Regions from separate parts of the Homo sapiens genome. Here region 1 is linked to region 2. Evidence: read pairs that join two places in POLR2A ChIA-PET (ENCODE). Cell type or tissue: OCI-LY7. All regions are shown on one strand. Links, peaks and the distances in the headings refer to the core of each region. The heading gives the core; the rest is flanking DNA.

Evidence for each region. Peaks named below come from ENCODE experiments on the same cell type or tissue, not always from the same donor. Only the 100,000 strongest peaks of a DNase experiment are listed, where the experiment ranks them.
Region 1: POLR2A ChIA-PET joins it to region 2 with 6 read pairs; 3 of 35 experiments call an interaction of 5 or more read pairs at or near these places.

The regions. Positions count from the first base shown.
Region 1 is chr18:26,293,662-26,296,584 of GRCh38, forward strand. The region is part of intron 9 of TAF4B (TATA-box binding protein associated factor 4b); the gene reads left to right. Among named protein-coding and RNA genes, the nearest start is that of TAF4B, 69 kb to the left of the region's middle. In OCI-LY7, for the core only: no CTCF peak of the experiment used is centred there; no DNase peak of the experiment used is centred there.
Region 2 is chr18:26,193,866-26,196,788 of GRCh38, forward strand. No RefSeq gene overlaps it. Among named protein-coding and RNA genes, the nearest start is that of TAF4B, 31 kb to the right of the region's middle. In OCI-LY7, for the core only: no CTCF peak of the experiment used is centred there; no DNase peak of the experiment used is centred there; H3K27ac peaks cover 779 bases.

The sequences.
Region 1 (2,923 bases), core at 212-2,711, 100 kb after region 2:
TATAATTTATAAACAATAAAATGCACAACTATTAAATGTACAGCTTGGTGAATTTTGTCAAATATATATACCTGTGTAATCATCATGCCGATCAAGATACTGAACATATTCATCACCTTTATGCACCTTTGAAATCAATTACCCTTATCCCCTGCCTCTGGCAGCTACTGTTCTTACGTCCATCACGATAGATCATTTTTGTCTATTCTTGAACTTCACATAAATGGAGTTTTACGTTATTATGTACCCTTTTGCATCAGACTTTTTTACTCAACATGTTTTTTAGAGCATCTGTGTCATTTGGAATATTAGACGATGGTTCTTTTGCATTGCTGGGAAGCATTTTATTTTATGAAATTAAATTTGTTGATCTTTTTCACTATTGATGGACATTTGGGTGGTTTCCAGTTTTTCTGATGATTATATAATAAAGCTTCATGTACAGAATTTTGCATGAACATATGCTTTTGCTATCTAGAAATATGATTGATGAGTCATTAGGTAAGTGTGAATTTTGGTAGGGAAACTACCAAATTGTTTATCAAAATGACAGTATCATTTTGCATTTCTGTCATTGATGATGAGCGTTCTAGTTCCTGTCCAACTTTGTGAGCAATTGGTAATTCTCAGTTCTTTTGATATTTTAAAAATCCATTTTAATAGGTGTATAAGTGGTTATTATTGTGGTTTTAGTTTGCATTTTTCTAATGGCTAAAGATGCTGATCATCTATTTTTGTGCTTATTTGTTATTTATATATCTTTGGTGAAGTGTGTGTTCAAATTTTTGGCCCATTTTTGTTTCTTGCATTGGTTTCTTACGATCAAGTGTTTTTAAGAGTTTATATATGCATAAACAAATGTTATATTTGTATATATTTCTTATATATACAAATATATAAAATAAATTTTTATATAATTTCTCCCTTTTGCATTTTTATATGTACAAATATATAAACAAACATATAACATTTGTATATATATGTATCATACATATTTATTTATGAATATTTATATTAAAAATATGTATATATACAGAAATATAACATTTGTATATATAGAAATTATGCAGTTAAAGTGGGGGAAAGCAGAGAAAATAGAACATGTACACAATAGTTTTTACATAGGTAATAGATGGGAATTAAAGGATGACGATTAAGAAAAAGGGCAAGCCTGAAACGAGATCTTCTGGAACAAAGCATAGGAGAAAATCTTTGTAACCTTGGGTTACACACATTTCTTAGATAACACATGAAAAGAGTGATCTACAAGAGGAAAAATTAATGAACTGGAATTCAGAAAATTAAAAAACTTTTGCTCTGTGAAAAACACTGTCCAGGAAATGAATAAACATGCCACAAGGAAAATATTTCCAAATTGTTTATCTGGCAAACATTTGGATCTTAAATATATATAATATATATATTAAATATATATATTTTAACTGCATAATTTATATATATATTTCAATATAATATTTGTATAAAATTTGTACCTTAGTCTTCCTCATCCCCCCATGTACATTTTATTTGTAGGTCTACTTTTATATGCGTATATTAAAATGTTCACCATCGGTCTTTTTTTCTGTCGTGTTCTGTCATCTCTTGGTTGGATGAAGTTCATCTGCTGGTAAATTCCTCAGGAAAGGCTCACAGGTATAGAATTCCCTAAGTCATTGGTCCCTAACATTTTTGGCACCAGGGACTGATTTCTTGGAAGGCAATTTTTCCACAGACCAGGATTGAGGGGGAGGGGATAGTTTCCACTTCAGATAATCAGGCATTAGATTCTTATAAGGAGCACACAACCTAGATCTCTCATTTGTGCAGTTCACAGTAGGGTTTGTGCTCCTATGAGACTCTAATGCTACCACTGATCTGACAGGAGTTGGAGCTCAGGCAGTAATGCTCGCTTGCGCACCTCTCACCTCTTCCTGTGCAGTCCAGGTTCTAACAGGCTACGGACTGCTACCGGTACATGGCCTGGGGGCTGGGGACCCCTGTCCTAAGTTGTTGTATGTTAAAACTATTTTTCAGTGTCTTTTGATACTTGAAGGACAGCTTGGCTGGCTGTGAAATCAACACTTTTTGTATTACCTTTTTTTTAAATGTTGCCCCATTGTTGTCTTATTCTTATTTGATCTTTTTGTCTGAAGAACTTCAGGATTTTTTATTTTTGAAATCTCATAGTTTTGCCCTAGAATATGTTGTAAAGGTGGTGGTTCCTCAATTCCTATTTGGCCCTTTCAGTATGTAGATTCTGGTCTTTTGTAATTTTTGGAAAACGTTCTTGGAGTATAGTTTTAAATATTAGTTCTTGTTCACGATTTTGTGTGTGTGTGTGTGTGTGTGTTTCAGGGAGTGTAATAGTATGGATTTTAGTCCTTTTGCCTCTCTTTCATTCCCATTACTTTGTCTCTGACCCTTTTTTTACCCTTTATTTATGTCAGTTTTTCCCTTGTTTTTCCACCTTTCTTCAATGCCTCTTTTATTAGAGTTTTGTTTGTATCTATTTGCCGTGGGAAAACTGTTTGGTCCTTTTTTGTCTTGCAGCACTCTAAATTTTCCCCTTTTGCATTTTCTCCGCTTCCAAATGGTGCTTCTCCCTCTCCTTTTTGCCTTTTATTCCTTCCAAGAATCTGCACATTTCAGTCTGCCAATTTAAATTGCATGTAGTCATGCTTTGATTTATGGGAACACCTTTTTAGCATTTTCTGACTTGGGATGTATTTAGTCTTATGCCCACCACTGGCTCTGCCCTGTCTCTCTTTTCTGCAGTTTTTTTTCCATCTCTTTTTGCCTGTAGCAAGCCTTGAGGCATGGGGTGGGGTGGGGAGGGGTAGATGAGATTGAGAAGATGAAAAAGTTTGCATGGGATTTGTTTTTTTTTCCTTTATAGTTTGGAGTTTGGGTATTCTGGAAGACA
Region 2 (2,923 bases), core at 96-2,595:
GCGCAATCTCGCTCCCTGCAACCTCCGCCTCTCAGGTTCAAGTGATTCTCCTGCCATAGCCTCTCAAGCAGCTGGAACTACAGGCATGTGCTATCACGACCAGCTAATTTTTGTATTTTTAGTAGAGTCGGGGTTTCGCCATGTTGGCCAGGCTGGTCTTGAACTCCTGGCCTCAGGTGACCACCTGCCTCGGCCTCCCAAAGTGCTGGGATTACAGGCGTGAGCCACCGTGCCCGGCCTCCTATGAGAATTGTTACTGCCGCCACTGATCTCACAGGTGACAGAGCTCATGTGGTAATGCTCGCTCCCCCCACCCCCCTACTCACCTCCTCCTGTGCAGCCGGGTTCCTAACAGGCCACAAGCCAGTACTGATCCACGGCCCTGGGGTTGGGGACCCCCGATCTAAGGGATATGGTTGTAATTCCATCCCTTATTTTTTTACTTGACAAGTACTCATACAATACCACAGTCACTGCATGCCAGACACTGTTTAGATTACTTGCAAATATTAACATTTAATTATCTTAACAACTCTGAGACAAGTTTTATAATGTATGCCCATGGTGCTGATGCTTATAGTGCTTTGCCACCACAAGTGTCCATCAGAATGGAAACATTTCTCATTGCTCACCAATCTCTCCCTCACAAGGATGTATCATGAGAGGCAAGAGGTTTTTTTGAATCTCACTAGCTTTATTACTCCTGTGACTCAGTTCTTCTTAGTTATCAGAGTCTAATTGGTTTTAGCTCAACTGATTTATTCTACTTTGGAAATCATAGCATTATTTTGGTCAGGTTTCACTGATCCATACAAAACGATTTTCTATTTAATGTGAAGTTCTTTTGTTTGTTTGGTTTTTTGTTTGTTTGTTTTTAGATGAGGCCTCTGTCACCCAGGCTGGAGTAGTGATGCCACCTTGGCTCACTGCAACTTCTGCCTCCCAGGTTCAAGCAATCCTCCCACCTCAGGCTCCTGAGTAGCTGGGACTACAGCTGCTCGCCACCACACCCTGTTAATTTTTTGTATTTTTTAGCAGAGACAGGGTTTTACCATGTTGCACAGGCTGGACTCGAACTCCTGAAGTCAAGAGATACATACACCCAACTCGGCCTCCCAAAGTGCTGGGATTACAGGCATGAGCCACTGTGACCAGCCCTAATGTGAAGTTTGAACCAAAAAAAATTCAAACGTTATTGCTATTTAAAATGTTACTTTGGCTGGGCGTGGTGGCTCACGCCTATAATCCCAGCATTTTGGGAGGCCAAGGCGGGTGGATCACCTGATGTCAGGAGTTCGCAACCAGCCTGACAAACATGGTGAAACCCTGTCTCTACTAAAAATACAAAAAAAAAAATTAGCCTTGGCCGGGTGCAGTGGCTCATGCCTGTAATCCCAGCACTTTGGGAGGCCGAGGCGGGTGGATCACCTGAGGTCAGGAGTTCGAGACCAGCCTGACCAATATGGAGAAACCCCTTCTCTACTGTCTCTACTAAAAATACAAAATTAGCTGGGCGTAGTGGCACAAACCTGTAATCCCAGCTACTAGGGAGGGTGAGGCAGGAGAATCGCTTGAACCTGGGAGGCGGAGGTTGCAGTGAGCCAAGATCGTGCCATTGCACTCCAGCCTGGGCAACAAGAGTGAAACTCCGTCTCAAAAAAAAAAAAAAAAAAAAAAGCCAGACCTGGTGGCGCATGCCTGTAATCCCAGCTACTCAGGAGGCTGAGGCAGGAGAATCGCTTGAACCCAGGAGGCAGAGGTGGCAGTGAGCTGAGATTGCACCACTGCACTCCAGTCTGGGCAATGAGAGAAACTCCATCTCAAAAAAAAAAAAAAGTTACTTTTACTGGCCAGGCAAAGTGGCTCATGCCTATAATCCCAGCACTTTGAGAGGCCGAGGTGGGCGGATCGCTTGAGGTCAGGAGTTCAAGACCAGCCTGACCAACATGGCGAAACCTCATCTCTACTAAAAATACAAAAAAATCAGCCAGGCATGGTGGTGCACGCCTGTAGTCCCAGCTACTCAGGAAGCTGAGGCAGGAGAATTGCTTGAACACAGGAGGCGGAGGTTGCAATGAACCGAGATTGAGCCGCTGCACTACAGCCTGGGTGACAAAGTGAGACTCTGTCTCAAAAAAATAAAATAAAATAAGATAGGGTGCAGTGGCTCACACCTGTAATCCAGCACTTTGGGAGACTGAGACAGGTGGATCATCGGAGGTCAGGAGTTCAAGACCAGCCTGGCCAACATGGTGAAACCCCATCTCTACTAAAAATTCAAAAAATTAGCTGGGCACGGTGGCGGGTGCCTGTAATCCCAGCTACTCGGGAGGCTGAGGCAGGATAATTGCTTGAACCCGGGAGGCAGAGGTTGCAGTGAGCCAAGATTGTGCCACTGCACTCCAGCCTGGGCGACAGAGTGAGACTCTGTCTCAAAAATAAATTAATTAATTAAATGAAATGTTACTTTTATTTTATTGAGAGAAAAAAACCCCAATATTCAAGTGCTTTATGTTTTTTCTCTCTCATGTCACCACGGTGAGATGATCACAAATACTTGATTTTAGGAATTACCTAAACAACTTATCTTTCCAGCATTAGATTACGGTTAAGTGGGTAGACAGAAAAATCTGTCACTATAGGTATGGAAATGCTGGATAACATCTAACAAATATGCTTTTAAATGCATAGGTAAGGCCAGGTGCAGTGGCTCACACCTGTAATCCCAGCACTTTGGGAGGCCAAGGCAAGAGGATCGCTTGAGGCCAGGAGTTTGGGACCAGCCTGGGCAACATGGTGAGACTCCCATCTGCACAAAAAATTTAAAAATTAGCTGGGTGTGGTGGTGCACATCTGTAGCTCCAGCTACTTAGCAGGCTGAGACAGGAGGATCACTTGAGCCCAGGAAGTGGCTGCAGTGAGC